Linked DNA regions of Homo sapiens: regions 1, 2, 3, 4, 5 and 6 are each linked to region 7. A link is an interaction called in ENCODE POLR2A ChIA-PET data of the cell type or tissue named here. Cell type or tissue: HepG2. All regions are shown on one strand. Links, peaks and the distances in the headings refer to the core of each region. The heading gives the core; the rest is flanking DNA.

Evidence for each region. ChIA-PET counts read pairs that join two places held together with the same protein. Peaks named below come from ENCODE experiments on the same cell type or tissue, not always from the same donor. Only the 100,000 strongest peaks of a DNase experiment are listed, where the experiment ranks them.
Region 1: POLR2A ChIA-PET joins it to region 7 with 12 read pairs; 5 of 35 experiments call an interaction of 5 or more read pairs at or near these places.
Region 2: POLR2A ChIA-PET joins it to region 7 with 18 read pairs; 6 of 35 experiments call an interaction of 5 or more read pairs at or near these places.
Region 3: POLR2A ChIA-PET joins it to region 7 with 18 read pairs; 11 of 35 experiments call an interaction of 5 or more read pairs at or near these places.
Region 4: POLR2A ChIA-PET joins it to region 7 with 15 read pairs; 5 of 35 experiments call an interaction of 5 or more read pairs at or near these places.
Region 5: POLR2A ChIA-PET joins it to region 7 with 17 read pairs; 5 of 35 experiments call an interaction of 5 or more read pairs at or near these places.
Region 6: POLR2A ChIA-PET joins it to region 7 with 27 read pairs; 6 of 35 experiments call an interaction of 5 or more read pairs at or near these places.

What each region holds. Positions count from the first base shown.
Region 1 is chr2:208,031,760-208,036,217 of GRCh38, forward strand. It overlaps the pseudogene RPL9P14. Among named protein-coding and RNA genes, the nearest start is that of PLEKHM3, 8.5 kb to the left of the region's middle. RefSeq lists an enhancer at 2,432-2,491. In HepG2, for the core only: a CTCF peak has its summit at 2,536 (motif pointing left); DNase peaks (open chromatin) are centred at 2,182 and 2,532; H3K4me3 peaks cover 489 bases.
Region 2 is chr2:207,746,176-207,750,633 of GRCh38, forward strand. CCNYL1 (cyclin Y like 1) reads left to right here. Exons shown (of 10, transcript NM_001330218.2): 8 at 872-1,038. Among named protein-coding and RNA genes, the nearest start is that of MIR4775, 6.4 kb to the right of the region's middle. In HepG2, for the core only: no CTCF peak of the experiment used is centred there; DNase peaks (open chromatin) are centred at 976 and 1,896.
Region 3 is chr2:207,764,077-207,768,076 of GRCh38, forward strand. FZD5 (frizzled class receptor 5) reads right to left here. Exons shown (of 2, transcript NM_003468.4): 2 at 1-4,000. The coding sequence ends at 2,906. Among named protein-coding and RNA genes, the nearest start is that of FZD5, 3.8 kb to the right of the region's middle. RefSeq lists a silencer at 3,015-3,074 and enhancers at 3,109-3,665, 3,666-4,000. In HepG2, for the core only: CTCF peaks have their summits at 2,824 and 3,956 (motif pointing right); DNase peaks (open chromatin) are centred at 1,675, 2,835 and 3,955; H3K4me3 peaks cover 3,790 bases.
Region 4 is chr2:207,924,501-207,928,958 of GRCh38, forward strand. All of the region lies in intron 5 of PLEKHM3 (pleckstrin homology domain containing M3), which reads right to left. Among named protein-coding and RNA genes, the nearest start is that of PLEKHM3, 99 kb to the right of the region's middle. In HepG2, for the core only: no CTCF peak of the experiment used is centred there; DNase peaks (open chromatin) are centred at 1,941 and 3,771; H3K4me3 peaks cover 323 bases.
Region 5 is chr2:207,895,508-207,899,965 of GRCh38, forward strand. The region is part of intron 6 of PLEKHM3 (pleckstrin homology domain containing M3); the gene reads right to left. Among named protein-coding and RNA genes, the nearest start is that of PLEKHM3, 130 kb to the right of the region's middle. In HepG2, for the core only: a CTCF peak has its summit at 1,595; DNase peaks (open chromatin) are centred at 1,604, 2,164 and 2,614; H3K4me3 peaks cover 460 bases.
Region 6 is chr2:207,868,638-207,873,095 of GRCh38, forward strand. The region is part of intron 6 of PLEKHM3 (pleckstrin homology domain containing M3); the gene reads right to left. Among named protein-coding and RNA genes, the nearest start is that of FZD5, 100 kb to the left of the region's middle. In HepG2, for the core only: no CTCF peak of the experiment used is centred there; a DNase peak (open chromatin) is centred at 1,854; H3K4me3 peaks cover 854 bases.
Region 7 is chr2:207,817,582-207,822,022 of GRCh38, forward strand. It overlaps PLEKHM3 (pleckstrin homology domain containing M3), which reads right to left. Exons shown (of 8, transcript NM_001080475.3): 8 at 3,707-4,441. Among named protein-coding and RNA genes, the nearest start is that of FZD5, 50 kb to the left of the region's middle. In HepG2, for the core only: no CTCF peak of the experiment used is centred there; DNase peaks (open chromatin) are centred at 1,800, 2,530 and 3,047; H3K4me3 peaks cover 1,520 bases.

The sequences.
Region 1 (4,458 bases), core at 271-4,270, 210 kb after region 7:
GTTCCTTTTTGTTACCTCACTATTTGTCAACCCGGAGCCTCTTTCTTCCTAAGAAGGCTGAGTTCTACATTGATGTGACTGAAGTCCCTCCACAGGCCTCCTCTGGGGCCCTTCACGATAACTGTGCGTCCCTTCAGAGTGATGTCGACATTTTCTGGAATGTCAACAGTCTGGTTGCTGAGAATGGTCTTCATTCTTGCAGTAGATGTGGCAACAACAACAAGAAAGCCTGTTTTTTTTTTTTTAACCCACTCCTGGAAACTCTTCTTTTCCAACTTTAGGTTCCCCATTTTTAATTAATTAATTGATTTTTTTCCCAGCTTTATTGAGGTTAATTGACAAATACAAAATTTCCCCCATCATATCCCCTTCAGCATCCCTGGCAGGGCAGGCACCCTATCTTGTTCATCTTTGCATTTTCCTCCACAAGTATTATGGTACTTAGAAAATGATCTCAAAAAATGTTAAACATCATATGAGGAAGTGCCATTACTATATACTTTCATTAAGTATTTTCCTTTTAGCCTTCATTTACTAAAGTAATGCTCAAACCAGGATTCAAAAAAACAATGCTGTCTTCCAAGAAACAAAACAAAAACCTCATCAAAAGTGTTTTAAACTTAATCAGAACATTTTTAGTGCTATTTATAGCTTAAAATTTGCAAGCCAAGTATACCTCACCCATCTCCCAAAATAAGCCCAAGTAAAAATGATTAGGATATTTATTAAGACCAACATAGTGTAATTACTGTTCTTTGTCTCTTTAGGTAAATTAAAAGCATAGGGGATGTCAAATATTGAAGTCACAAATAGAGTTATTCCTTGAAAGTATAAATGAACCTGCTGTTCAGCTGGAAGGCACCCACAAGGACATACCTGCTGTTAAAATATTGAAACAGTTCCATATGGGTTGGTAACTAGCTTCAGTCTCTAAGCACTCTAAGTATCTTAAGGTCTCTTTACAAGAAACCTCCCACATCCTAAGATCCAGCACACAAAAGATTAATATCTGACCCTATTTTGCTGAAATGGTGGGTATTTCAGCCCATCTTTCATTAATGTAAGAGCAAAATGGCCCTGCTCTTACATTAGGGCCAAGATTCTTTTTTTTGGGTGGGGGGGAACGGAGTCTCACTCCGTTGCCCAGGCTGGATGCAGTGGCGCAATCTCGGCTCACTGCAACCTCCACCTCCTGGGTTCAAGCGATTCTCCTGCCTCAGCCTCCCAAATAGCTGGGATTAAAGGTGCATACCACCACACCCAGCTCATTTTTGTATTTTTAGTAGAGACGGGGTTTCACTGTGTTGGCCAGGCTGGTCTTGAACTCCTGACCTCAGGGGATCCACCTGCCTCAGCCTCCCAAAGTGCTGGGATTACAGGCGTGAACCACTGTGCGTGGCCTAGGATTCTTTTTGATTAGTTGATGGCCAGGCCATATATGTCTTTAACTCTTTTGACTATCACTTCTACAAATAAGTTAACAGAAAAAAAGCGAAAAGCCATTAGCAAAGCTAACTATTCAATGATTTCCCACCCCACCACCAACTACCAAGGCTTTTTAAACTAGAAAGATCAAGAATAAGTGATAGAATTTACAGAAGACGTTAATAGAGCAATTTGAATGTGGTCATTCAACAAGCATTTACTGGCTGGGTGCAGTGGCTCATGCCTGTAATCCCAGCACTTTGGGAGACTGAGGTGGGCAGATCACGAGGTCAAGAGATCGAGATCATCCTGGCCAACATAGTGGAACCCCATCTCTACTAAAAATACAAAAATTAGCTGGGCGTGGTGGCGCGCACCTGTAGTCCCAGCTGCTCAGGAGGCTGAGGCAGAAGAATCACTTAAACCTGGGAGGCAGGGGTTGCAGTGAGCTGAGATCATGCCACTGCACTCCAGCCTGGCAACAGAGTGAGACTCCATCTGGAAAACAAAACAAAACAAAACAGAAAAAACAAGCATTTACTAAGGAATTCACTGTCCTCTAGGTATGAGGTTCATTGACTCTTGGTGGCTTGTATAATGGTCAGTACTATCCAGAGGCCTCCATTAACAGCTTAAAGATGAGTGAAACTGCCTTTGTGGTTTCAATTATGACAGTAAAAGAAATCTGACATAGTTGACTCCATCCTGCTTCTGACCTTCAAACTATCTTTGGTCATTTCTGGCCATAGGCCAAGATAACCTTGGGAGGGATTTTGTTTATAGTTTAACTTGAAAGCAAGCATGATAATAGTCCCTCCCTAAAACTAGCCCCCTCCTTGCTCAGGGACAGAAACCCGCCTTTGTAAGACTAATGAAAGACCACAGAATAGGATTATGGAAGGGGCTTGAACTCTGGTAAAATGTAGATGTAGTTTCTATAATCCTTTACTGCCAGGAGTAATGTGGCCAGGAGGCCACAAGATCTGTGACTTCCCCACTTGCTCCTATAGATAACACCACTGTTGTAGAAACGAATACTGGGTTTGTAGTTGTTTCAGACTGACCTCACCTGGATTTGTGACTCATAACTCAACTGGTCATATGGCCCCACCTAGAGGCGCACTGAGTGCACCAGGAGCTTTTTCCACACGTTGATGATTTCATCCCCAACCAATCAGCAGCATCCATTCCCTAGCCTCCTGTCCACTAAATTGTCCATAAAAACCTTAGTCTTCCAGCCTTTGGGGAGATTGATTGGAGTGATAACTCCAGTTCCTCTGCATGAGTCAGCCTCATGTCAATTAAACTCTTTCCCTACTGCAATGCCACAGTCTTAGTATATTGATTTTATCTGTGCAGTGGGCAGGAAGAAGCCATTGGGTGATTACAAGAGAATCGTCCAGAAAGTTAAAATATTATAAAAGAAAAACTGTCTCAGTCTTGATGTGGCTTCAGCATAGTTTTTATGTAGAACCAAGAACAGTGGTGTGCTGGTAAACTGACTCTGAAAAAGTAAAAGTTCTGATTTGTTAGAGTTTGCCGATTTTCACAATATAAAAATCCCTACCATGCCTAATTTCAAGCTCTGGATGTATCATCACAGAACACAGAATTGGAAATGCACATATTAAAGCCTTAAGAATCAGTAGAAGCTGGCTCCAGCACACCACTGACCCAGATGGCCAGGATTTTATATTCCCACATCCCTTAGTCATTGGATATGGGCCACTCTAGGGCAAGGTGGCTCTATGAACTTGAGACAGTCCCTAAGAAGAATGGCCACTGATGGTAATCTGCTGACAGCACTCCCGGAAGCTGGAGCAACAAGTCCTTTTTTGATGGGGGATCTGGGCAGTACATCACAGAGTCCACCGTACTTGTTATGGGAAACCAGTCATCTGCCTACTCAACTGTCAATCTAGTCACTTTTCACCTAAAAATGTTTTTCAACCTGGAACATATACTCTGAGACCTTTCACTTTTAGATGGTAGAGCTAATAGATACAAATTTGGAAAGATTTCCAGCAGTCCCAAACAGTAAACATCCAGGGAGGGATGAAGGCAAAGGAACGTCCAGAAGTCCAGAAAATCAGATGGAGCTGCTCAGATAGGCTTCTATAAAGAGGGAGGGTTTGAGCTTGACCTAAAGGATAAGTAGAGGTAGAAAAGCAGAGGAGATTGAATAGAAGCAGCATTGCACTGTGGTTAGAATCTTGTCTCTACCGCTTTTTAATTTTCAGGGATTGCACAAACTACTTTACTTCTCTGTGCCTCAGTTTATCCATAGGTAAAATGGGGATGATGATGACATAATAATAGTAATAATATTATCTACCTCAAAGTGTTGTTGAAATGAGTTAATTCACATTGAGATTTTTTTTTTTTTTTTTTTTTTTTGAGACCGGGTCTCGTTCTGTAACCCAGGTTGGAGTGCAGTGGCGTGATCTCGGCTTACTGCAACCTCCGCCTCCCAGGTTTAAGTGATTCTCCTGCCTCAGCCTCCTGAGTAGCTGGGATTACAGGCACCCACCACCATGCCCGGCTAATTTTTTGTATTTTTAGTAGAGATGGAGTTTCACCATGTTGGCCAGGCTGGTCTCGAATTTGTGACCTCAAGTGATCCGCCCACCTCAGCCTCCCAAAGTGTTGGGACTACAGGTGAGAGCCACCGCAACCAGCCCATATTGAGAGTTAATAACAGTGCTTAGTAATATTTGGCCTCTGACAAACAATCTGTTATTTCATGCAGCAAAATGGAGATATCATATTGCAGAGTAGTGCAAAAAATAAAAATAACAAAAAAGAATATACTGAACTTTAATCAGAAATGATGACCTATTTTCCCTTCTTACAAAATGTCCTACCAAGAGTGAATCTTTGGGTTGAACTTCCCTGGTAGCAGGGCATGGTGGCTCACACCTGTAATCCCAGCACTTAGGATGGCAGAGGCAGGAGGATAGCTTGAGTCTCAGAGTTTGAGATCTACCTGGGAAACATAGTGAGACCCCATTCTCCACAAAAAAATAAAAAAGG
Region 2 (4,458 bases), core at 311-4,310, 72 kb before region 7:
ACTGAATACGGGGAATATTTTACAGCCTAAAGACCTGTCATGCTGCTCTGCACAGCAGCCACTGGGTGGCTCTCTTGACCAGCAGTTCTTCAAGCTAGTGCCACAAAAGGGTTAGTTACTGTGAAAAGGAGAAGGTAAAAATGTGCTCAGTATTACTTGGGTTTTACATATTTGAGCATAATATAGCTACCTGTAAAATTACTATCTACCATGCAAGTATGATACATTGTACCTGGTAGGCACTCATTATTTATTGAACAACTCTATTATGGGTGTGGAGGTGATAAGAGTGCCTCTCTTGATGATGCTGTTTGCTGAGATGTCCAGTCATTCCTGTGACTGGGTGGGAAATGTATATGGGCAGAATAGGCAGCAGAGATATCTGACCTACAACTGTGATTTAGTGTCTTGCTTTGGCTGAGTAAGCAAAGTCTCTGTAGAACATAAGAATAAAAGGCACTTATTTTCTGGTCAAAAACAAAAGAAATTTGTCAGTCATGAATTCTTATCAAAGCATTTCGGGGCCGGGCGCGGTGGCTTACGCCTGTAATCCCAACATTTTGGGAGGATCTGGTGGATCACCTGAGATCAGGAGTTCGAGACCAACCTGACCAAAATGGAGAAACCCCGTCTCTACTGAAAATACAAAAATTAGCTGGGCATGGTGGCGCATGCCTGTAATCCCACCTAGTCGGGAGGCCGAGGCAGGAGAATCACTTGAACCTGGGAGGCGGAGGTTCTGTGAGCCGAGATCGCACCATTGCACTACAGCCTGGGCAACAAGAGTGAAACTCCGTCTCAAAAAAAAAAAAAAAGCTTATCAAAGCATTTAAACTGAACTAAAATCAAAGACCAGTGCTCTATTTTACAGGTTTACTTAGAAAGGCTTTTAACTTATGCTGAAATCGACATTTGTCCCACCAACTGGAAAAGGATTGTTCTGGGAGCCATTCTTCTTGCCTCCAAGGTTTGGGACGATCAGGCTGTATGGAATGTGGACTACTGCCAGATCCTCAAGGACATTACAGTTGAGGACATGTGAGTTTGTAAGGTTTTGGTGAACTTTCTAACCATTTTCCAGTATCTTATTCCTATAAAGTTAACAATTTAAGGAATATTTTTAAAGGTTACATTATGCAGATAATGGAAATAGGCATAAGACTATATCTGTCTATCTTTAGTATAACAGTTCACAATAGAGCAAGACTGTCTCAAAAAAAAAAAAACTAACTTCATATTTTCCATCATTACTTGGTAGGTTTTGATGTGTAATAATCTGCTTGATAAATTGAAAAATATTTTTTGGGTGGTTTTTGGCAAAAATCTTACAAGTATACTACCAGAACAACATAGCACAGTAAATATCTTTATTTTATTTTATTTTTTGTTTTGAGACGGAGTCTTGCTCGGTTGCCTAGGCTGGAGTGCAGTGATGCAGTCTCGGCTCACTGCAAGCTCCACCTCCCAGGTTCAAGCGATTCTCCTGCCTCAGCTTCCTGAGTAGCTGGGATTACAGTGGGATTACAGGCATGCGCCACCATGCCTGGCTAATTTTTGTATTTTTAGTAGAGACGAGGTTTCACTGTGTTGGTCAGGCTGGTCTTGAACTCCTGACCTTGTGATTCGCCCGCCTCCGTCTCCCAAAGAGCTGGGATTACAGGCATGAACCACTACGCCTGGCCTCTTTATGGCTTTTAAAAAGTTATCTGCCAGTTCAAGCTCCTTTCTCTTTTTCATTCATTCATTCATTCATTCATTTATATCTTTTCATGTGACCAGTAGGGTATAAACAGCCCTTAAAGGGCATATGTCTGGCCTTTGAAATAATTGTTTGGCCACTATTAGGTCTTAGGGCCTCTGGACTATTGAGAAGTTACGTAGCTTCAACCTGAGTCACACATTGTATATTTGCTTTTGCTAGTCTTTCCACATTTTATCTGAAGGTCTGTTTTTACAGAAGCCTTGAGATATGAAGATCCCTGTGCCCCTGACCCCTCCCCATTAGGAGTGTTTTTTGTATTTAGAAATTGGTCTCCTGAGTTAGGAAGCTCCAGCGTTCCCCTCAGGCGGTCTGAGAAGCACTGCTGGGGCATCATCCAACGCTCACCACACTCGAGAGGCTCCCTGGGCACTCGGACAACCACAGCACCACTTTGGGGGCCTTGAGTTACCTATGAGAGTGCAAGGATCCTTGCTGAGTCATGGAGTTCCTCACAGATGGCACCAATATGACCCTGAAACAGCAGCTTCATCAGGGTTCCTTCCAGGCTGGCCTCGTGTCGGCCGTGAAGGGAAGGGCCTTGGAGCTTGGTAGGCAGGCTGAGCCAGGGAGGCATTTCCAGCAAAGGCTCTCAGGGTGCCCACCAGACAGTGAGAATGGCTTTGTGGGTGGCATTTAGAAAAATATGAAGGAGCACCTCTTGATGATGTTGAGCAGCAGAGGAAGATCAAGGTCATGACAGGCAGTGGCAAGAGTTTGTTTTTATTGCCTTTGCCCATTACTCCATATGACTGTCATTCAGAATTACCATACCATATATTCACAACTGAAGTGAGGATACTTGTGACTAAAAAGGAACCAGTAATTGTGGTAGCTGTTGAAGTGGCTTCTGGTGAAGTTGACCACTTTACTGTTTACCGAACAGCCCTAGTGATATTGCTGGTAGCCGTTTTAGCAAAGGGTGTGACAGCAAATGAATTTGAAACAAATGGAAGTACTTTTGGAAATTGCAGAAACTAAAGTGACTTTGATCACTGCTGTCATCCGTCTGCAAACTGGTTTCTTGAAGGAAGCAAAATTTATTATTATGAACACTTAGCCCTACCATGATGGCAGCTAAAATGTTCTCAAAACCTGCAACTGAACTGACTGGTGCTCTAGTTCAAGATACAGTATCAGAGAACCTGCAGGGAAATGTGCAGGTTTCTACAGATGTAAGCTTCAGGAGCAGTGGTGGCAGGGGCCAGCTCCAAGAAGACCAGTTCTAAATAGTGCTGTTTGTGTATGCCCAGGGAAGCACCAGGAGCTATGCTACAAACAGGCTGCTTTTGTTTATGATCTTTGGAAAGCATTTCAACAAACTGTTTAATATACATTTGTCTCATCCCCCTGCTGTTGACTATTTGTAGTGGTCTCATTTTGAGTCTAAATTGAAACAATTTTAAATTGGTGTCTATCAGGTTTTTCTTAAAAATTTTCAACAGCTACATGTCCTGTTAGAATATATTTCCCTTTAAAAGAATAAGTTAAACTGAGCAGCTGCTATTCAGACGGTTTGCTGTGCCTGTAAAGGGTATGCTATTCAGCCACCTAGCCATTTAAAAAAAAACAAAAAACCTAGAAGATGCATATTCTGTAAGCATAATGCTTTTCTTCAGTGATTAAACCTCTATTAATATGTGTGTTAATCCTATGAAGTACTATATTTCTACACAGTTAAAATGTATTAGTGGAAAAAATATAAAAGGGATTGTGAAGTGCATTTATTGCTGTAGTAAATTAAGTCCTGGTTAGCTGATTATCAAAACATTATCTGATTTACATTTCTATAGGCTTATGGACATATGAACAGGAAATTAATTTTGGAAGTAGGTTCAGTTGGGTTTTTAAGCTCAGCAAATGAGAAAACCACATCTCTGCTCATATTAACTGCTCTCCATACAGGAGATCATCAAGCATTTGTTGACTTACCCAGTGGATAAAATATTAAAACTTTGAAACCAAGAAACCAAATATGTTGTTTAGGTATTTATCATTTTTATACAGTTAACTCCTTATAGGGATTACTGTGAAAGTGGTTAAGATTTTCTCTAGTTTTATGTTTATTTGCTTAAGCATTTGGCAAGGGCAGCTGTGTGGTCATGTAGCCGACTACTACTCCCAGCCCTTTCCTCTCCCATTGCATTCAGCTCACTCCTACATTCTGTTCTGACCAGGACGGTAGATACTGAGCACCTCAGGGTTTCATTCCCAACTCAGAAGAAACACTGAGTTTTTAAGTCCAGTGACCTACCATAAGTCATATCATAAAATGGGTTTAGTCTAGCCAAGACATCCACCTTTGATCTTTCTGCCTTCCAAAGTTTAAAGAGTATCCTCACCCTGTCATAGTGACAATTTCTCACCTTCATAATATTAAAGTGAGCAGAAACTTGCATTATGCCCTTTGACATAGCCTCATGCGCCGGGACAGGGGGAGGGGATTCCCTTCCCCTGTAATGTAGCTTGCTTATTTATTTATTTGAGATGAATCCTTGTTGCCTCAAGAGTTTTTCCCCCTCAGAGATAATAGCAGTGGCTCTTGATGGATCCATTTGTTGCCGTGGTGATATGCCTACTCCTTTTGTTGGTGCTTCTCTACTTCAATAAGCCCCTTCCTGTTATCAGCCTGGTGAAAATGTCTGCAAGTTCTTCAGAGCTAATAAACAGCATACATCATTCCTTTCATCTGATCACTA
Region 3 (4,000 bases), core at 1-4,000, 54 kb before region 7:
TAATTCACTGAGAGGTCCCATTAGTTCCTTTAGACAACCTACCTGAATGGAATCCTTACCCCCTAAGCTATGAAGTGAGGCATTGCTTAAAATCAAACTGAAAGGGACAGCCCTGAAGCTGTACACATAAGAGACTCCAATGGGCCCTAAGTCCTCCCCAGCTCCACAAAGCTGGCTGTGAAGAAGTTGCTGAACTACTCCATAACCTTTTATTTTACAGTTGCTTTCATGAGCATGACTTGTTTCCATAATCACATGCAAATTGGGGGAAGTAACTATATGGATGGAAACAGGGGGTGGCTGTAAGTAGATCCAGTTTCTCTCCCCTGGGGTGGCTGATCTCAGTAAGACTTAGGGATGCAGGTGGGCTTTTATCTTTGTCTCTCTTAGGGGATGAGGGAAGAGAGGGACAGCAGAGGTGAGAACAGAGACAAAGAAGTGCTTCTGAAAGTTGGTCTGGAATTAGACCCCAAAGATCCTGACTAATATTGCCCCCCACTTGGGCTTAGCGTCCTTTGTTTTAACTGGCTTATTTTTAAAGTAAATTAGTTGTTCAGCATGTTGCTAAAACAAAACAAAAAAAAATTCTAAAAATGAATTAAATCACTTTCATCCACTTCATCCCACAACTTTTGGATACACTGTGCATCATTTCCAGATTTCTCCACAAAGAAGGAGGGACAACCCAAATGAGGCACAATGACTGAAGGCAGCAGAGCAGTCTGTCTACTTTCTGGGAAGACATATGAAATGAGGGAAAAGGTCAAGGTGATCAGAAAAGGTTCTCTCATTTGAAAAACAGGAGAGGAATTGGCATTCAGTCAAGGGATCTATTTCAAGATTCTAGGAAGAGGCTTCTTCCTAGAAGAATAAATAGAGGAATAAAATAGGCACAAAGTTCTGTAGCTATTTGTACGAGGTTTTGTAGAATCCACTGAAATTTTAATTCAGAGGATAAATTGGGTAAGAGCAGTGCATTTTAATAAATGTGAAGTTTTTGAGAGTCCTTACAACTTTAATACTAGGTTTCTTCCCACCAGTAAAGTGTTTAAATTCCCCCTGGGAACTATGCATTTGTCTATTTAACATCCATGAAGTAAAAATTGTCCTAGGCTTAAATTTTACTTTTCCAACTTTGGTATAAGTGAATTACAAATGCCTACACTCAAGTTGTTTTCCTAGACAGGATTTTCTCAAATGTTAATTGCTCTGGCCATTTTAGCTTCCTAAATTTAGTCCCCAATCCTGGTCATTGGTATTTTGCTGGCTGAGGCACTGTCACCCCCCTTCCCCAGTAATGGCCCCACACTCTTCATGAATGAATGCTTAAACAGATTAGGAAAGCAAACAGAATTTTCTAATAGCAAAGAAACCTCTGTGTGTATGTTCATCAATATAAGCGTTCATAATGAATGAAGGAATAGTTAAACAGATTAGTAAAGCAAACCAAATTCTCTAATTGCAAAGTGTGTGTGTGTGTGATCATCAATATACAGGCTTTCTCAGAAGAGGAAGAAAACTATAGAGGTAGCACTATACTGATCTATATTTTAAAAGGTTGTGCAAGCATGTTATGCATCTCTTTTGTTTTCAGAGACGGCAGAGAGCAACGTCTTGCTGCTCTTGGAATATCTGGCTATAAACTAGTCCAAAGTCCAGGAACACTTATTTTCCCTTATTTGGGCCAATGTTTGTTCACAGGTAGCCAGCCTCCCTCCCCCAGTTCAAGCACTTCATTCAAGGGTGGGTGTGGTTTCTAATCACAGCTCTCCAGGAGAGGAGGAATAAGAAAAGCAAAAAGGCTGTTTAACATGATAAAGGGGGAGGGGGGAGGGGGGAGGGGGTGGAGCAAATAAGTGTTGGAAATTTACTTATTAGAAGTATATCCATTTCAGTCCTTACATTTAAAAAGGAGCCCCCTTTAGCAACTGTCGCTAAGTATTGTCCAGAGGGAGTGGGTTTATACTTTTACCAAAATTATAACACAAGTTCCTTAAAAAAAAAAAAAAAAAAAAAAAAAGGGGATCACTGAAGCTTAAGAACCACCCACTACCTCTCAGGCACAAAGCTGCCATCTCACCAGCCTAAAATTCAAGCTCCACCAATCACCATCGCTTAGGCTCTCACTACTGCAAATATTTATGCCAGATCCTCTATAATGCTACCTCTAACTTATTCAAGACACAACGATGGTGCTGTTAGGAGTGAGAATTATTACAAGCACTACAGAAAAGAAACTGAACCTCCCTCTATAAACAAAGCTAAGGCTGAACACAAAACCGCTAAGCACTCCCTAACCTTGTCACTTTGGGGAGGCCCTGAGCTCATTATGCTCCCCTCCTAGGTATGACCTGGGGCTATAAACTGCAGCTCACCTTAAAGAATCATGGACACTTTAAGCAGTGGAAGGAGAAGCTGGCTGAAAAAGCACACCCAACAACTTCCCAGTCACAGCAACCGAAACGTTCACTGTTCACATTTTTTTTTAAAGACACACGTATAGGAAATATATTTTCCCAATTGAGACCACACAGTTCAAAGAAACCTGAACCAAGTGGAACTTCATTACAACGCCAACCTTAGGATTGTAAAGCCCCCAAAGCAAAGGTAAATTGTTGCCAAAATGCAACAAAGTTACAAATTAAGAAAAATACATATAAATTAAAAAGAGGGTTCCCATAAAGAAGGCAGTAAGAAACGCAAAATAGAATACACGTGAGCTGGGCCCCTTGGAGAAGACCTGGGACAGGTTCTTCCTCGAAAACGCCCCTCTTCCCTCTCTCCAAGTCGCCGCGGGAGGGGGCAACAGCACCATGAAGGTAAACGGAAGTGACCTTGGCAAAACTACCAAACAAAACGCCCCCCTCCCCTCAGCTCTCCGGCCGAGTCCCTCGGCGGCAGCCTCCTACACGTGCGACAGGGACACCTGCTTGTGGTAGGTGGCGGCGGGGCCCGGCGGCCCGGTCCTGCCTGTGAGCGCGGCGCTCGCCTCGGGGTAGTCCCCTGCGGCCATGGCGCCCCCGCTCTTGTGGCCGCGCCGCGGGCGGCAGCAGCAGCGGCTGGTGAAACGCCGCCACGACTCCACCGTCTTGCCCGACCAGATCCAGACGCCCGACGTGATGCCCACCACCAGGCACATGAAGTACTTGAGCATGAGCACCCAGTACTCGGGCTTGGCGCGCGGCTGGCCGGTGTCGTGGCCCGGGCAGGCGCAGGTGAGCGCCGCCTCCCAGCTCTCGCGGTAGTGCTGCTCGTACAGGTAGCAGGCCACCACAATGCTGGCGGGGACCGTGTAGAGCAGCGTGAAGATGCCGATGCGGATCATGAGCTTCTCCAGCTTGTCCGTCTTGGTGCCGCCCTGCTTGATGACGCTGCGGATGCGGAAGAGCGACACGAAGCCCGCCAGCAGGAAGAGCGTGCCCACCAGCAGGTAGAGCACCAGCGGGCCCAGCACGAAGCCGCGCAGCGAGTTCAGGTTCTGGTTGCCCACGTAGCAGATGCCGGCCACTGGGTCCCCGTCCACGGAGCTCAGCGCCAGTGCCGTGATGGACTTGACGCTGGGGATGAGCCACGCAGCCAGGTGGAAGTACTGCGCGTAGCCCGCGATGGCCTCGTTGCCCCACTTCATGCCGGCGGCCAGGAACCAGGTGAGCGACAGGATGACCCACCAGATGGAGCTGGCCATGCCGAAGAAGTAGACCAGGAGGAAGACGATGGTGCACAGTGCAGGGCCCGTGGTCTCGTAGTGGATGTGGTTGTGCTCGCGGCTGCAGGCCACGCTGGCATGGCCCACGACCAGACGCACCAGGAAGCCCAGCGACACGCACAGGTAGCAGGCTGACAGGAAGATGATGGGGCGCTCAGGATAGCGGAAGCGTTCCATGTCGATGAGGAAGGTGGCCACTGTGGTGGACGTGGAGATGAAGCACAGCACCGACCACAGGCCTATCCAGAAGGTGGCGAACGTGCGCTCGTCGGCACTGAAGGACGGCTGGTAGCA
Region 4 (4,458 bases), core at 300-4,299, 110 kb after region 7:
ATGGTGAAACCTGTCTCTACTAAAAATACAAAAATTAGCCAGGTGTGGTGGCACATGCCTGTAATTCCCAGCTATTCAGGAGGCTGAGGCAGGAGAATTGCTTGAACCTGGGAGGTGGAGGTTGCAGTGAGCTGAGATCGCGCCACTGCACTCCAACCTGGGTGACAGAGAGAGACTCTGTCTCAAAACCAAACCAAAACAAACAAACAAAACAACAACAACAACAAAACCAAGTGCCCTGAGAAAGGGGCACCTTCTGCTAGCTCACATAAAGTTGCCCCATTGGCTCCTGTGAAGGCTGGAGGATTATGCAGAAGGGCAGCCGAGGTGTTGGGTATTCCTAGCATTAGGGAGCTGGAGGATGTGGAGGCATTGAGGGCAAGGAGAAGGGGGAGACTCGGACAGGACAGAGTGCAGAGAAGGACAGGGAGAAGGAGGTCTAGGAGAAATGGTGACCAACAATGCCCAGGAGGCCAAAGAAACAAGGGCCTCAGGAAGTCAAGGTGTCAGAGGAGAGTGCAATCCACAGCCAGCCTGCAAGGGGCCACGTCAGAAGTGAGTGGGCAAAAGGGAAATGGAGACAGTTCTGAGTGCTTAAGATGGGATCTTAGGTGGTAGTATGAACAGGGTTGTTTTTTTGTTTTTTGTTTTTTTTTTTTAGTGAGAGGGCAGGTAAAAAAATTAGAGAGTATGACATTAATTAAATATGCTAGAAGCAGGGAGGGAGGATTAAGGGGCATGGTCCCTGAGGGATCCGGGTAGATCGCTACTGATGGGCCAGAGTCCGCATCTCATAACTTCTACTGATCCTGTGTGCTCTGCACAGAAAGGTGTGGCAATTCCCTGAATCCCAGGCTCTTGGATGCCTCCAGGCTCATCTTCCTTTTGCCTCTTCTCCCCTGTTCACCTCCTGGCTCCTCCTGAATTATGATCTGCTTAAAATAAAAGTTATAGCAGCTAATATTTCCTGAGAGCTTGCTCTGTTCTGGGCATTAAATCCCTGAATCCTCGCACTTTCCTTATGAGGTGGTATTGTCTCCAGGTGAGAAAACTGGCTCTGAAAGCTAACAGAGACAGAAATGAGCTCTGAGCTCAGGCCGTCCAACTTAACGCAGAGTTTATAATAAACCACCTCCATTTGTGTCCTCACTTTTTTCTTTTTTCTCAGTTTGCCCCACCTGGGCTTGGTAACCCAGCTCTAATCTTCAGCTTTGTGGTGAGGCTGCTGCTCCAGGTAATGGTCCCTCCCTCAAATCACTGTACCGCAACTGCCTGAGGGGCGCATTGTAATGGCCTAGCCCAAGCCTTAGGACACCCCAACACATCTTCTGAGGAACTTTGAAGTCGACCTGGTGTTATTTCCTCTAGTTCTACAGGACTCTTCATGTCTGTCTTTTGAGAGAACCACATCTAGACATTCGGCATCCTTTGAGATGAACTTCCTGACCGAGTTACGGATCTAGTATCTGAGACATCGACAAACTCTGTTCTTAATATTTAATTACATGGCCTTGGGGTTAAAACCTCGAATGCCTAGGCCCAGGGAACCACCATAAACGAATTAAATGGGCTGGAGATGAGAAAAACAGGGCAGCAATGTGTTATATGCCAAGTGGCACTGGGTTTGGGGAGACAAACTAGAGCAGAAGAAGTTATGGCAAAGTGGCAAGTCAAGTGTCTAAAGCTGATCTCTGCTACACAGAATGAGGGAAGTTCTGTGTAATCAGAACTCATTTCCCAAGAGAAACCAGAAAGCTTCACTTTGTGTGTGCATGAAAACTCCTGATTTTTTTAAAGTTGGCAACTATTTCACAATTTCAAAACTTTGTGGGGCCATCCCTGTGAGGCCAAACAAAACATGTCTGCTGGCCAAATCTGGCCTTGAGGTGACACATTCTACCGTGCCTGTGTGTGACACATCCTGCTGTTCCTGTGTTCAGCAAGAGCTGAGGCTCTTCCTAGCAGTTCTTAACGTCCCTCCCAGAAATTTCCCTAACAGCTGCTGATCCGGATGTGTCCTGACATTGCCATGTATGCCCAGATTTTCCACAGAGTTCTTCATGCACCTTCATGTGTGGACACTGTAAATAATTCTTCTCATGAAAAGTTAACTAGACCTTGAACTAATTCAGCAGGACCGCCATCTGGGAGTCCTCAGAAACAGTGAATTGTCAGCACTGTAAACATTTTAAGCTTCGGGGAGGACACTGACTTTTTCTAAACTAATCACCCCTGCCAGTCAAGATGTGCAGTGTGGGTTCAAGAACAAGGCGTTCATTTAACAACAATAACAAAAACAGTGAGGATGAATACCGGACAGCCATCATAATGAAAGGCCTAAAAGCAAACTATGACTTCCCTAATAAGGCGACGGCCAAAGCTGGCTCCCTGGCGGTCGAGCGCTAATACAATTAATCAGTCTGTTTTCAGTTTTCTCACGACAGCAATATTAACAGTTTGCTTTATTCTGTTTATATGGTGCTGACAGGTCTTCGGCATGTTGCGCCTACTTGCTGGAGATTAATGGCCACTCTCATATTGAGGTAAAAACCAGGCAGGAAGAGAATGCCTTTTACGACTAGATAAGAACTGGATTCTCTTGCTTTTTTTTGTTCCCCATCAACTCCTCCCTCTTTCAGTTTCTATCAGGGATATATGAGATTAGTTAAGTCCAGCAAGTTCACCTCACTGTTTAAACTCCCCCACTTTAGATGTCGTATCCTCAGGTAAAACAAAGGGAGCCTTAAATATTGATTTTGGATAAACTCATTACATATAAAGGTATTGGTGACTAACTTTGTTTTTAAGAAGTCAGATTCAGCCTGGGCAACATGGTGAAAGCCCGTCTCTACTAAAAATACAAAAATTAGCCAGGTGTGGTGGCATAGGCCTGTAATCCCAGCCACTCAGGAGGCTGAGGCAGGAGAATCGCTTGAACCCAGGAGGCAGAGGCTGCAGTGAGCCGAGATCATGCCACTGCACTCCAGCCTGGGCGATAGAGTGAGACTCTGTCTCAAAAAAAAAAAAAAAAAAAAAGAAGTGTGGCTGGCTGGGTGTGGTGGCTCACACCTATAATCCCAGCACTTTGGGAGGCTGAGGCAGGCGGATCACCTGAGGTCAGGAGTTCGAGACCAGCCTGGCCAACATGGTGAAACCCCGTCTCTACTAAAAATACAAAAATTAGCCAGGCGTGGTGGCACATGCCTGTAATCCCAGCTACCCAGGAGGCTGAGGCAGGAGAATTGCTGGAACCTGGGAGGCAGAGGTTGCAGTGAGCCAAGATCGTGCCACTGCACTCCAGCCTGGGTGACAGAGCAAAACTCCGTCTCAAAAAGAAAAGAAAGTGTGGCCTGGCTGCAGGAAGTATGGACACCCTGGCAAAACTCTTGGAGATTATTTCACTAAATAGTCGTATTTCAGAATAAATCATCCCTGGTTGTTTAGTGGCTAGAAAAACAATTTTTTAATAATTACATTTTAATTAAATTTTTTAATAAAAAAGATTTAAAAAAAATTCAATAACATCCCCCCTCAACTTACCCCTTCCCTCAAAAGCCGTAAAAGTACTATTTGTTACTAGCACACTTTTCTCTGCCTCAGGTTTGAGAGAAATGGTAACCCTAAACAATATTTTAACAACATGTAAGTATAGGAAATCTAAAATAACAAAATTTAAAATAAAGCAGTGCTTCCTCAGTTTCTGTAGGAATCAATGTCTCATTGTTGGCTTGTAGGCAGACTGCTCCACCCATTTTATGAAACAGTCACATGGAGAAGCAAGCACTGTATAAGCAGAAACTACAGGCCTGGGCCCAGCTAGCTTTCCATCCACTCTCCCTTGCTCACTCCTTTCTTGACATAGCAGCAGGAAAAGAGGATTAATTCTAGTAGAGAAAATAACAGGTGGTGGCTTTTAAGTGGAATATTTTATCAAATATTTTTAAAGCCAGATATAAGAACAGTCTAGGATAAGAAAGTGATATTAATAACAATAATAGTATTTACTGTATGCTTAGTATGTCCAAGCACTGTTTTAAGCACTTCAGTTGTGTGAACTCATTTAATTCCCACAAGGGAATGCCTTGAGAGCAAAGTAATAATTTTTGCCGGAAGGGCAGGGTATTTGAGAGTAGAACAATATACTGGGTTAGACTTGGGCAGATCTTGAATTCTATACTTCTATTTTAAATAATTTATCTAATGCAAAGGTTGGATTGAAGAGGGAAGAAATGTTAGGCTAGTTAGAAGGACACGGCAATAGCCTTGAGATTCTCAACCAGGGTAGTGTATTAGAAGTAAAAAGGAGAGGAAAGATTTGAGAGTTATCTCAGAAACAGAACCATCTAAATTTTTTGGACTGATTTGACTGCTCTTTCACTCATTTTCTTATTCACTCAACAACTATTTTTGAGTGTTTTGGATGGGTCAGACATTGCGCTAAGTGAAAAATAGGAAGGT
Region 5 (4,458 bases), core at 312-4,311, 78 kb after region 7:
CACAGTCTCCTTCCCCTGATTTCCTTTGTTGTTCAGCTCTAAAGCTTCCCTTATGGTGCCCCATTCCCTTAATGTCCCTTATAGCCCAAGTTCTTAAATAGTTCCACCTCTTGGAAACCTCAGCTGCAATGGGCTCTCTGTTGTTAGCCCAAACACAAATGCCAACTCACAGTTCACCAGATAACCTGACTGGTGCTGCCCGTTTTAGGAGGAAACCCGCTAGGTGGCATATTACCTTCTGCATGTTCTTACTGGCCAACTTTTGTTTACTGGGCATTATTTTAACTGCCACTGAATTGTAAGGTATTAAGACAACAATTTGTCTTTAAGGAAAATATAAAATCAGTATATTTAACTTGTTTTAATAAGCTGTCCTTCAGATCATATTTGTCAAAATGCTTAAAGCTGTTATTTCCTGACAAAAAGTTGAAATAGTTGACCTTTGGCAAATGGAAATCCAGCCATTTGTCAGTTAGAACTGAAGGTGCTGAGCCTACACTCAGCGACCTGGCTCTCATTCCAGGTTCCTTGCTGCACCCAGAAGCCTGGATACTTCGTGCAAACTGGCTGGGAGCCCCCAGAAAGCAGATACACGCAGAAAGACTTCCACAATTTCATCACTTCTCGAGCTCTATAAAATCACAGAATGAGGGCCCTAGAGCTGGAAGGGGCTGTAAAGATTGTTTAATCCAATCCTCTCACTTCACGAATGAAGAAACTGGGATTCGAGAAGTAAAGTAATACAGTTTCCATCCAAATACATGCCTGTGGTCCTCTTCCTGGGAACTGATATAGTTGCAAGGCCATAGCCAGAATAAAAAGTGACCTAAATGGGCTGTACTGTATGAAATTGTCATCTAAAGATGCCATACATCTTTAACAGAGGTTAACAGGATGGAAAATAATCCCTACCCGGGTTAAGTTAAAAATCCATTTTTTAAAAAGAAAGAAACTCAGCTTTTACAAAGTGATGAGAAATGATAGGGATTGGAATATTTTCAGAGGTAAGCTGTGCCTCCACTTCTGACTAAGACTTAATGGAACAAATGCATTCAGGGAGATGCATGGAATTTAAACACAATTCAACATCAGTTAATTCTAAGAGTAAAGGCCCTTCGGTCCAGTTCCCTTCCACCTCAATGTTAAAGGAAGCTAGAAAGCCAATTACATTCACAGCAGGGCCTCTCCCCTACTGCAAGGGAAGAATGTACTGCAAATTCTATGTGTGCTTTACAAGCTAGTAAAACTATAATTGCAGGTGGGAAGGAACATGGCGTCTCTTTGTTTCTGCCAACATTTCAGTCTGGTAAGCTTCTCTCCGCAGCTGTAGAAAGAGTGTGGACTCCATGGTTTTCTTTAAGCACAAAAATGTGTACTCCAGGATTCTACAAAATTTACAGAAAGACTGCTTTTTGTTAAAATTGAAAAGACGTCTGTGCATAGCCCACCAAAAGGTCATGCATTCTTGCAAGAAACAAGTGGCAAGATTCAGAGGGTAGGTAGTACCACTCACTCAAGCGCAGGCCTAGGGAGAGTTCCTTGGCTCAAGAGGGTGGGGGCTCTCCAGGTGCAATTCCCCTATGGAGCCACTGGGGAGGTCTGGTCTAGGATCATCCTGGAGGCAAAAGGAAATGAAGCTATTCTGCATTCCCTACCAAGGTGCTGCTCCATATGGTGACTATATAGCTGCAGCTATAGCAGGTTTCTATGGCCTAGATTCCCCTACGGAACATGAGGGGGAAAACTGAGACATAGCAAGCATTGCTTTTGTGGCAATGGTTGTGGTTTAGTGTCCACAGATGCAGTGTCTTGATGACGCTGAAGAAAACTCCCAGGAGCCGTTTATACAAGGTCCACACCTCACAGCAACACTAATAGCAATACTCTACCCCTAGTAAAGTGCCTATCTCCTAAGCCCTTAAGTGTCAGGCAAAGTTCTAAGTGCTTTATGCATACTAACTCTAAGGCCTCACAACAACCTTCGGGGGCAGGTACTATTATTCTCACTTCAGAGATGAAGTGCTTAAGGCACAAAGAGAAGTGACTTGCCCAAGGTCACCTAATATTTCTGGGGTGAGTCGGCATTTGAACATAGACAGGCAGCCTCCAAAGCTGCAGTGTGTGACCGCTGCAGCGGCCAGCACCTCTGCAATGCCCAATGTTGGATATCATCATCCCTTAGGAGACCTTTGCTCCAGGCAGAAACTCCATCCCATGTTCACCTCACACTGGCGTGCTGGCCTCCTAAAAGCTCCTGACAGCCATCTTAATTTTGATTTCTATTTAATTTTCTACCTCACAAAGCAATGTCAGGGTGAGGGAGTCTGGTGATACCTTTAGAATATGATTTATCAACCAACAGCTTAAGGGAATGTAGGGCTTCCTTGCTGCCACCTGACCTTTGTCTTCAGCCTTCCTAATGTTTGCATTGCTGCCCTGACCTTGCAAAGTGACCTGGAATAGCTTGGCTGTTTCCTTGTGTGTGTCCACTTTCAGAGTCCAGCTGTCAGCCTGTGCAAGTCTGCCAATTAGTATCTCAAGGGTTTGGGATGGGGTCTGCCGCCTTTTGAGGAGCACAATCTAACACTAACCTCCAAATTCCTTCTCGTAATTCAGCATTCATTAGTTTGACGGAACAAAAGCAGGCATTCTCTATTATAAAGCAGAGGTCAAAACTGGTGGCTGTGTTTTGTTTGGCCTGCAGAGTGTTTAAATATTGAGAAATTTCACATAAAAATACAGATTTCCGGCTTCTCTTGGAAAACGGGAAGAGCAGACAACTCTGGGGCTACTGAGTAACAGCTGCCCCTTTCAGATATGGAAGCTCTCTCTGGTTCATCTGCACAACCTGTCTCCCCTTGGGCCTGCTTCAGGGACAGATGCCATTTGCCTGGTCTCTGCAGGAATACCAATCAACATAGCTCTATTCTAGAGCCAGAATTCCCTCCTTTAAAACGTGAAATGGACCAGGCGTGCTGGCTCACGCCTGTAATCCCAGCACTTTGGAAGGCTGAGGCGGGCAAATCACTTGACCCCAGGAGTTCGAGATCAGCCCGGGCGACATGGCGAAAACACATCTCTACCAAAAAACCCCACAAAAATTAGCTGGGCATGGTGGTGCAAGCCTGTAGTCCCAGCTACACAGGGGGCTGAGGTGGGAGGATTGCTTGAGTCCAGGAATTCAAGGCCAGCCTGAGCAACATAGGGAGACTCCTACCTCTATAAAACATTTTAAAAATCAGCCGTAGCGTGGTGGCGCGTGCCTATGGTTTCAGCTACCTGGGAGGCTGAGATGGGAGGATTGCTCGGGCTCAGGAGGTCAAAGCTGCAGCCAGCCATGATCATGCCCCTGCACTCCAGCCTGGCCAGCAGAGTAAGAACCTGTCTCAAAAAAATAAATAAATAAAATAAAATAAAATAAAATTCCAGGAGCAAATGTGTTGATGGTTCACTAGGCTTTAGCCGGAAGTTCAAATAAAAGCCAAACAACAATATGAAAAGCTGCCTCCATCAGCCTTCTAATGTTTCCTCACAAAGATGGGTGTAATATTGTTGAAAAGCTGCAAGTTCCAAATATGGAGGGAATCGCAGGCCACTATCACATGGAGACAATGATGTCCGCTAAGACACATGTGGCAATGCTGTCTTCTGAGGTTGCCATGCATCCTGGTTACATTTCTGAATTGGGTGAAGTGCTGGAAACCTCCTCAGCCCTCAAACATCTGAATAGATAGTGCCTTCTGGTTATCCTTCTAGTCCCTTGAAGACCAACTGTGGGTGTGGTGGGATGGCTAGTCCAAGGCATCAAGGGATGAAATTCTACTGGACATCACCAAGTGGAACAGAATCATGAGCAGCTTTGACTACAAGTTCCTGGCACACAGACAGAGTGCAAGAGTTTGACCATAATCAGTAAGAATCTAGTCCGTTTCTGAGAAAATGTGCCCTTTCAATTTCAGGGGTAACATGGCTCCTGATACATAGTACATGCTTAATAAATATTTGCTGAATGAATAAATGAATAGGGAGAAAACACCCAGCGAGGGGCTTGGTGACAGAGTTGGGCTCACATTTCAGGTGCACAGGTGGGATGGAAAGATTTAAAACTCAATTCCTCGTTCTTGCACCTCAAGGCACATCCCAGAATCTTTCATTTCTGAGGGAAGTGAAGCGATACCGTTTTACTCATTCTACGAATGTTTTGTTGAGACAATTTATCAGAATAATCCTGAAGCATGCAGACAGTGTTAAGAAATGTCACAGTTGGTAGTGAAAATTTTCTTTAGCTTGCCCCCATGGAAGAAACACTGTAGATCAGATCATTAGAGTGGTTTAAGGTTACCATGGCCTCAAAGTTCTCTTCCTAGTCCTCTCTCTCTGGCTCATGATTATGGGCCAAAATTTTAACTTACAGTCATAGCCTCTAGGAAGCCTTCCCTGATGGCCAAGTTACTGGGT
Region 6 (4,458 bases), core at 257-4,256, 51 kb after region 7:
ACTTACAGCAAGGGATCAATAAATAATAGCTAATTAGCTTATCCCAATCTAAATAGAGATTTTCTATGATTTAGACTCATTCCTCCTTTTAAACACTTGAGATTTACATCAAGGGGAAGGAAAAAAGCTATGAAGGCCACATGTCATTTTTTTTTTAAAGGAAGACATCAAGTTGTTCATCTGTTTGGATGGGATCAGTAGAAATTAATGTAAAGCAGTCACATCCATTTCTTCTGATATTATCTGTTTGGATGGGATCAGTAGAAATTAATGTAAAGCAGTCACATCCATTTCTTCTGGTATTGCTGTAAATAAGAAAACAGGGCTTGTACAAGCATACGTAATTTTGCCAAGGCCAAAATGCTAGGGGGAAGACATTTAACATGCCTCAAACTTAATCTGAATCACTTACGTAAGATAACATCTTAGCAACACCTGGAAATTGTGTCTTACTCCTTTCCTACTTGTACTTAAATTAGTCATAGGCTAATATAACTTTATAACAACCCCTCAAAAAGTCAAAAGGACACTTCATCTTTAGCATTAGAAGGCTGGTAGTTTTTAGTTAAACCAGGCGGTCATTTGGTAATATGACTAGTGATAGTGAAACAGACCTGAGATGAGGTTTAGTTATCTCTATTTATTCCCTCAAAGGGCATGTCTACGTGAACAAAATCATGACAGTGTAATTAGAAGGAAACGTGTAGCTCTTCCCCCATTTCCTTGCTTCCCTGCACTCAACCTCCTTTCCCTTTCTCCATATACCAAATTGCCCTATCTCCTTGAGAAAAGGCAGATGTCCAAAATAGGGTGAAAGTTTGTTTCTGTTTTCCATTAAACTTAATGTCTTGTACTAAGGAAGGTACTAGTCTGATTTATTTACTTGGGGAGTGTGTATATATGACTATTTCAGAGGTGTTATACTAACTGGGTATTCAAAGAATACACATTTTCATTTGTAACAAAATTAGGTCACTTTATTGCCCTGTAACACAAAGACAAAATGTAGCATCAAGCTTGTATCGGCTTCCAGATTTTGCTATTTTTCCACCTTTGCAGTCTGTCTATAAATTCTTTTCACCATCATTTTAGGTACTTCTAGAACTCAAGGAACTGCCAAATATCACTTTCCACCATCCAGTCCCTGACAAATATGTCAAATATGCTTACCCTTCTTGTGTGAAAGAAGCCCATGAAATCTGCCTGGTTGAACTTCCAGCTCAGGGATACACACATTTTGCCTCCCTCTTCTATTCTGGTCAAGATGGTCAGCATTGGAATTTGAGGCCTATGGCTTTCTTGCAGACTAAGACAACAGACTTTATTTGATTTACTTTCTTGCAGACCAATCAAAAATTACAATTAAGTTAAAAAATAACCTAGTGCTGCCTTCCCCAAACCACAGTTTCAGAAACAGCTGCTTATTACTCATGTGTGGCACCAGGAAATTGCAGTGTCATGTTCAAGGTCTGCAGCCAATAGAGATCTGTGGGATTGGGAAAAGGGCACAAATGATTCTTTTATGTTGGTTACCTTCACTCCCTCAGCACCACCACAAAATTCAAAATTTATGGGGGGCGGAGAAGACAGAGAACTAGTAACCTGGGCAAGAAAAAAGAGAGGAAAAAGCTCTTTCTCATCAAATTTCCTTATGCATTGGCTAATTCCTTCCCTCTGATTTGTCAATTTACCTTCCATTTCAAAACAAGCTTCCTTAGCCATTGTGTAACATCTAGATTTGGAGCGACTGTCGGGAATGCTTTGGTGAAGAGGGCTGCTGCACTTGACAAACAACTCCGTCTCTGAAAGTCTAACCAAAAGACCCAATTCACAGTGAACGGTCACCTGCCACTCACTAGGAACAGGCTGGCTTGACGAAATGGAAGAATCAACATTGTCACACATTGTGAAATAATTTCCCATATAGTTCAGTTGCATTTGCCTGGCCAGACAACCATGAAAGGTTGCATTTTGTTTCTAGGGTCATTTCTCAGTTCATTTAATAGGTGGGTAGAGTGAAGTCTAGTGGCCTTGGCCAGGTGAGTTCATGGGAAGTTAGGAAAAAACAGCCTGTGGATTCTGCTCAAGCTTGAAAATCCTAACACACCTCACGAGACTATTCTGAATCCTCAATTTTAAATTTTACTTCTCTTACTCATCAATCCTTAAAAATAGAAAATGAAAAGTAAGCTGGATGTGGGGGCTGATGCCTGTAATCCCAGCACTTTCGGAGGCCAAGGTGGGAGGATCACTTGAGCCTAGGAGTTCCAGACCAGCCTGGCAATGAAGTGAGATCCCTATCTCTGTAAAAAATTAAAAAATTAGCCGATTGCAGTGGTATGCACCTGTAGTCCAAGCTACTTAGGAGGCTGAGGTGGGAGGATCCCTTGAGCCCAGGAATTTGAGGCTGCAGTGAACTACGAGCTATGATTGGGCCACTGTGCTCTAGCCTGGGTGACAGGGCGAGACCCCATCTCAAAATAAATAAATATCACCAAAGTATATGGGATATTCCTATTTCAAAAAGTTGTTCAAAACTCCATTTTCCCATAATTAACCTTTGAGCTCCTTATCATGGCTCAATGCTGGGATGTTTGTACATAAACATAGAAGTGTCTCTTTTCTAATTAGCTGCTCCTCACCCTCCCCAATCCATTATGGGACTACTCTAACAAGACTTAAATTTTGGCTAATCAAGCACTTTACTGAGGGTGGATTGTGATGCCACCAATTAGCTCTTATCTGATCCTCTCCCAAAGGTGATAATTTCTGCTTAGAGCTGGGAAACTATGTGATAGTTTAATCTGGTTTAATGCAATTGGGTAGATTTATGAGTGGCCACCATCACTCCTATCAAATTACATTTTGCTCTCTGCTGGAAACTAGGTCTTAGGGAATAAAAGATTTAAAAAATTTCAATTTCATTTTTCTCAGTGGCTAGAATGGCAAAGATGAAACCGAGAAGGCACATTTCTTATCCAGAAAAATATATGGGATGGGGTCTACTTCAGACAGCTTTTCTGCACTAAGTGCCTCAAGGGTTGTGGTTTAGTTAAACCACAACTCCATGGAACTTAATGAAGCATTTGCAAAGAGTAAGTACAAGAATGTGGTCCAAATATTCTGAGCTCAAAACAGGTTATATGATCTGATATAGGTACATGTGTTTTATTTATGAGGAAAATAAACTACAGTATTTTAAATTGAGACAATTCCAGAAAATTCTCATAGATGGTCAGCAGAATTGTGCTTCTCTGTTGAGTTAGTTACATGTTTGAAATAAATCTGATTTAGGTCTCTACTATTCCTTTTAGCCCGAGTTCTGACATTACTGACTCATTGAGCAGTAAATGAGGAAAAGTTCTAAGCAGACTTTTTAACTCACCTTCGTTACTTAATATATGAGAAAACTGAGCCCAGAGAGGTGATGAGCTCTACCTAAGATCACCCAGCTAATTAGTGACAACTTCTGACTCACTTTCTTAAGCACCCCTTGCTACTCCAAGGAAGGGGCCTTTCTGAGGGCATCTGAGGTCAGAGTGTAGCCCCAGGATTTGGTTCAGCTCAGGAATTCTGAGGTCACTGGATGCCTACTGACCCACCTTGTAGAAATGTAAGATTTCTAAAACTGAGTTCCTGCACAGAAGCAGGATTGTGCAGACTAAATTAGCCCAGGTTTAGATCCACAGTTTTGATCTGAACTGGATCTGCCTTTGGCTTATTGAAAAATAATACCTCTAGTCCTTATATGAAGTTCTTGTATAAAAATTCTTTTAATGGTCACATCTCATGCAATTTTCTGAATATGAAGATGATCTTTAACAGCATCTTATTGGCTCAACTAGGGGAAACTCATAAATTAAAGTTACACAAAATTCTGTGACAGAAATGGATTTATCATCAACTTAAACCCGAGGCGGCCGGGCGCAGTGGCTCATGCCTGTAATCCCAGCACTTTGGGAGGCTGAGGGGGATGGATCACCTGAGGTCAGGAGTTTGAGACCAGCCTGGCCAACATGGCGAAACCCCGTCTCTACTAAAATTACAAAAAAATTAGCCGAGGGTGGTGCTGCATGCTTGTAATCCCAGCTACTCAGGAGAATCACTTGAACCCGGGAGGCGGAGGTTGCAGTGAGCCAAGATCGCGCCAGTGTACTCCAGCTTGGGCAACAGAGTGAGACTCCGTCTCAAACAAACAAACAAACAAACAAACACCTTAGGCTATTTGCCAAAACTAGAGAAGTAACTTTATTAAAAGGAGAAGCAACTACAGCTGAGGAAAAACAGAAAGCAAAACAAAGCAACTCCCTGTATGTACGTATGTGGGAGAAACTAAAGAAATATGGCTTTTCAGAAACAGAGGAAAAACAAAAGTAGCATTACCTGATCATGTAGGGGAATGAACCATAAGAGTTAGGAGAGACATGAAAGGCTGAGAGCAAAGAAGGGAAGAAGTAG
Region 7 (4,441 bases), core at 442-4,441:
GAGAATAAACTATATCTTTCTCTTAGGTGTGTTTTGTCTCAGGCTTCCTAAGTATTGTGTACCAGGGACCTTTGTTATCGTGGGGGAGGAATCTTCTACCCCAGTCATAATCCAATATAATAATGTAATAAATGCAAAACACTTTTTTCTCAATGAGGAATGTGGTTTCCAACGATGCTACTTTGGAACAAGTCCCAGGTAAAGCCCCAGTAGACCCAAGTTCATTTCTAGTTGCATCCTTGCCCTTTGGCACTTGCTTCCTACACAGACTGATAATCCAGTTATTGCCGCTGTGGCTGCACCTGATGTGCTCAGCATTGTGGGAATGGAGATAGAATAGCATCTTTGGTAGGAGACTCTGAACTCTTTGGCGAAGTAGTCCATCCATGAGGAATATTTGTCATTAGTTATTGACCTCATAAAGGGAGGAAAGGGGAAGAATGCCTTTCTAAGTATCTGTTCACCTGTAGCTGGCAGTTGAAGTTGAAAATCAACAGTTCAACAGATGCCTGGATGTGAATGAACTCTGGTTCATTTTAAAGCCTAGTTCTGGCTGGGCGTAGTGGCTCACGCCTGTAATCTCAGCACTTCAGGAGGCTGAGGTGGGTGGATCACCTGAGGTCAGGAGTTTGAGACCAGCCTGGCCAACATGGTGAAACCTCCGTCTCTACTAAAAATACAAAAATTAGCCGGCCTGGCCAGGCGCGGTGGCTCACGCCTGTAATCCCAGCACTTTGGGAGGCCAAGGCGAGCGGATCACCTGATGTTGGGAGGTTGAGACCACCCTGACAAACATGGAGAAACCCCATCTCTACTAAAAATACAAAATTAGCCGGGTGTGGTGGCATATGCCTGTAATCCCAGCTACTCGGGAGGCTGAGGCAGGAGGATCGCTTGAGCCTGGGAGGCGGAGGTTGAGGTGAGCTGGAGATCGTGCCCTTGCATTCCAGCCTGGACAGCAAGAGTAAAACTCCGTCTCAAAAAAAAAAAAAAAAAAAAAAAAAAAATTAGCCAGGCGTGGTGGCTCATGCCTGTAATCCCAGCTACTCAGGAGGCCGAGGCAGGAGAATCGTCTGAACCTGGGAGGTGGAGGTTGCAGTGAGCCAAGATCGTGTCATTGCACTCCAGCCTGGGAGACAGAGCTTAAAAAAAAAAAAAAAAGAAAAGAAACAAAAAAAACCTCCCCAAAACCTTAGTTCTTCTATGGAAGCAAGATGAATCTGGACATAGCCCAAGATTTCCTGAATTTCCTAAGCCTTTCTGGGCAAGAAGCACCTAGTGATTTTCTATTTTGTTTAATTAAAGTAATTAATTTTTTTGAGATGGAGTTTCGTTCTTGTTGCCCAGGCTGGAGTTCAGTGGCACGATCTCACCTCACTGCAACCTCTGCCTCCCGAGTTCAAGTGATTCTTCTGCCTCAGCCTCCTGAGTAGCTGGGATTACAGGCACACACCACCAAGCCCGGCTAATTTTTGTATTTTTGGTAGAGACAGGGTGTCACCATGTTGGCCAGGCTGGTCTTCAACTCCTGACCTCAGGTGATCCACCTGCCTTGGCCTCCCAAAGTGCTAGGATTACAGGCATGAGCCACCTCGCCTGGTGTGATTTTCTGTTTTAAAAACCACCATCCAGAGTGTGAGGTTCACATTCATTGGATTGGCCTCAACTGGGAGCGGACTCTCACATGCATTTGAGGACCAATCACAGGATAACTGGGAGGAATGAAAAAATGAATGGGAGCATACAGAGCTCTCCTTTTAGGCCAGCTTAGTTGCCTGCAGCTGCGACCTGGACACTTCTATTCACTAATGCTCTCTGGCAATGAGATATACTGATAAATACATGCTAATCACACCCTGGAAGAAAATAAAAGGGGTGTAAAGGTAAGGCTTTATGCAAACAATTGCAGTCCATGAGCAGCAAGTTCCAAAGTGCTGTGACTTTTAGGAAGAAGAGAAGCAACAGCTGTTAACTGCAGGGCAGCTACCGCGGTTCTTCCTTCCAATTCCTCTTGGCACTGTTCCCACTGTGGACCATCAATACAGCAAACAAATGTTTATTTCAAGGCAACTTGCTTCGTTTAAGCTAGTGGTTCTTCACCTCCAGAATGCATCGGGTCACCCAGGGAGCTTTTAAAAAATACAAATACTCAAGCCCCATCCGGAGAGATTCTGAGTCAATTGTCTGTGATGAGGCCCGGAGATTTTGCTTTTATTTCTGTGTTTCGAATGCAGGAACCATGGATTTAAACCATCATGTTGAGCCGTCATCAAAGAACAGGACATGGGAAACAATTAAGGGAGATTCAATCATCCTCATCTCCTGAGGATAAGAGATGAACAAAATAGTGTCTCTTTCCACGGTTCTGACACATTTTTGCCTATCTTCTCTTTGATGTCAGAACTTCCTGGAGTTATCCAGCCTTGCCAGTTTCCTACAACTGGGGGAAAGCTAACCTGTCCTGTGTGATTCATCTGATTATGAATCCAGGCTCTGACTACATCGTATGTCTAGTTTGGTTCAGTGAAACATTAACCCGTTTCTCTTTATCGTGGATTGTGGCAGGTTTCGTGTGACGACGAAGTCCAGTTATTTCTTGGACAGAGTGGGTGTGAGCCCAGGCCGATTTCCTGAGGGTGGAGTGGGAGGGGCCAGGCATAAACTTGTTTAGGTGTGTCTTAGGGTGTAAGGCTCAGGGTTCATCTTGGTAAATGTTTTACCAGAAGAACCTTTTCTAGTCTCTTTTCCATGTCTTCCTTTGGGAAAGTGAGTTTAAATCGAGCCTTCTAAAGGTTCCAAGTGGATAGTTGTTGTACCCCTGGCCTTTTGAGTGGGTGAGGGTCAGCCCAGGCATGAGGCCCTGCAGATATTTCTGATCATTTCTCAACTCCCAGAGAGCTGCCGTTTTGAGGAGGAAGTTTTTCTTTACTCTCCACTCTTTGCTCCTTCTTTGCTCCCAAAATATGGTCCCTGAAGGAAGGACCAACACTTTTGCCTAGCTGGCCACCTGGCACTTGGCCATCTAATTTGGAGAGTGCAGGAATGGTGAAATGGAATCAGGGCCAGAAGGCTTGGGGAAAAGCTTTGGTGGGAGAACATCCATGCATGAGCTTTGGCAGCTTTGTCTTGGAACTGAAAGCAATCATGCTTAGATTCAGCAAATAAGGCCCATGACACTACACCTGCATCTTTTTAAAAGTTACACTACATTTTTCATGAGCATGGAAAGGGCTGATGAGAATATTGTAGGTTGATGAATTGTTTTAAAAGTCTATCTGTAAGATACTTGAGATAATTTAAAAGTGGTTCTTTTTTTTTTTTTTTTTTTTTTTTGAGACAGAGTCGTGCTCTGTCGCCCAGGCTGGAGTGCAGTGGCACGATCTCAGCTCACTGCAGCCTCCGCCTCCAAGGTTCAAGCAATTCTCCCTGCCTCAGCCTCCCCTGAGTAGCTGGGATTACAGGTGCCCACCATCATGCCTGGCTAATTTGTGTATTTTTAGTAGAGAGGGGGTTTTGCCATGTTGGCCAGGCTGGTCTCGAACTCTCGACTTTAGGTGATCTGCCTGCCTTGGGCTCCGCACCTGGCTGTGGCTCATTTTCAATAAAGCTCAAATCTTGACTTTGAATTAATATATAGGGCTCACCTTGGGCTTTCACCACCCCCTCAAGAGCAGTATTTTAATCAAGTTGTTATGAGAAAGGAAAGTATTTTCTGCATTGTTTATTGAGAGAGAGAGAGAGAGAACTTTATACATTAGGAACTGGTGCACTTAAATTATGTGACAGATGACCTTAAAAACTAGAGGTATTGTCAACAATACAACTTCAATTTTATATTATTACAGTTACTGATATTTTTAAAATAATGTAAACAAAAATATAGATAAGTTATGCCAAAACAAAAGGTAAAATCCAAAAAACAGAAAGAACACATATATAAGTTAGCACATTAGCTACTACAAATAACTTAACACAAAGTGATATAACAGCCCAGACCCAAAATTTTAGTCATTTCTGTACTGTGTGAGCAGATATAAGAAAAAATGGCATAGACCTGACCCAGGAGCTACAGAACAAGTTTTGCAGAAGTTTTTTACATCACCACGTTCAATACTCTCCATTTGCAACCTAAGCATTTTCTCTCCTTTAAAAAAAAAAGTATATATATATATTTTTCAAAGAGATGAGGGTCTCGCTATCTTGCCCAGACTTGTCTTGAACTCCTGGGCTCCAGTGATCCTCCCACCCCAGCCTCCCAAAGAGCTGGGATTACAGGTGTGAGCCGCTGCGGCCAACCACTTTCCCTCCTTTGGCCATTCCTTCTTTTAGCTACTATTCCTAAGAAACAGATTTAAAATATATATCTTCTAGGGTAGGCTAGTAGCTATTCACAGTAAGATTCTACTTCTTTTTTTGTTTGTTTTTTGAGATGGGTCTCACC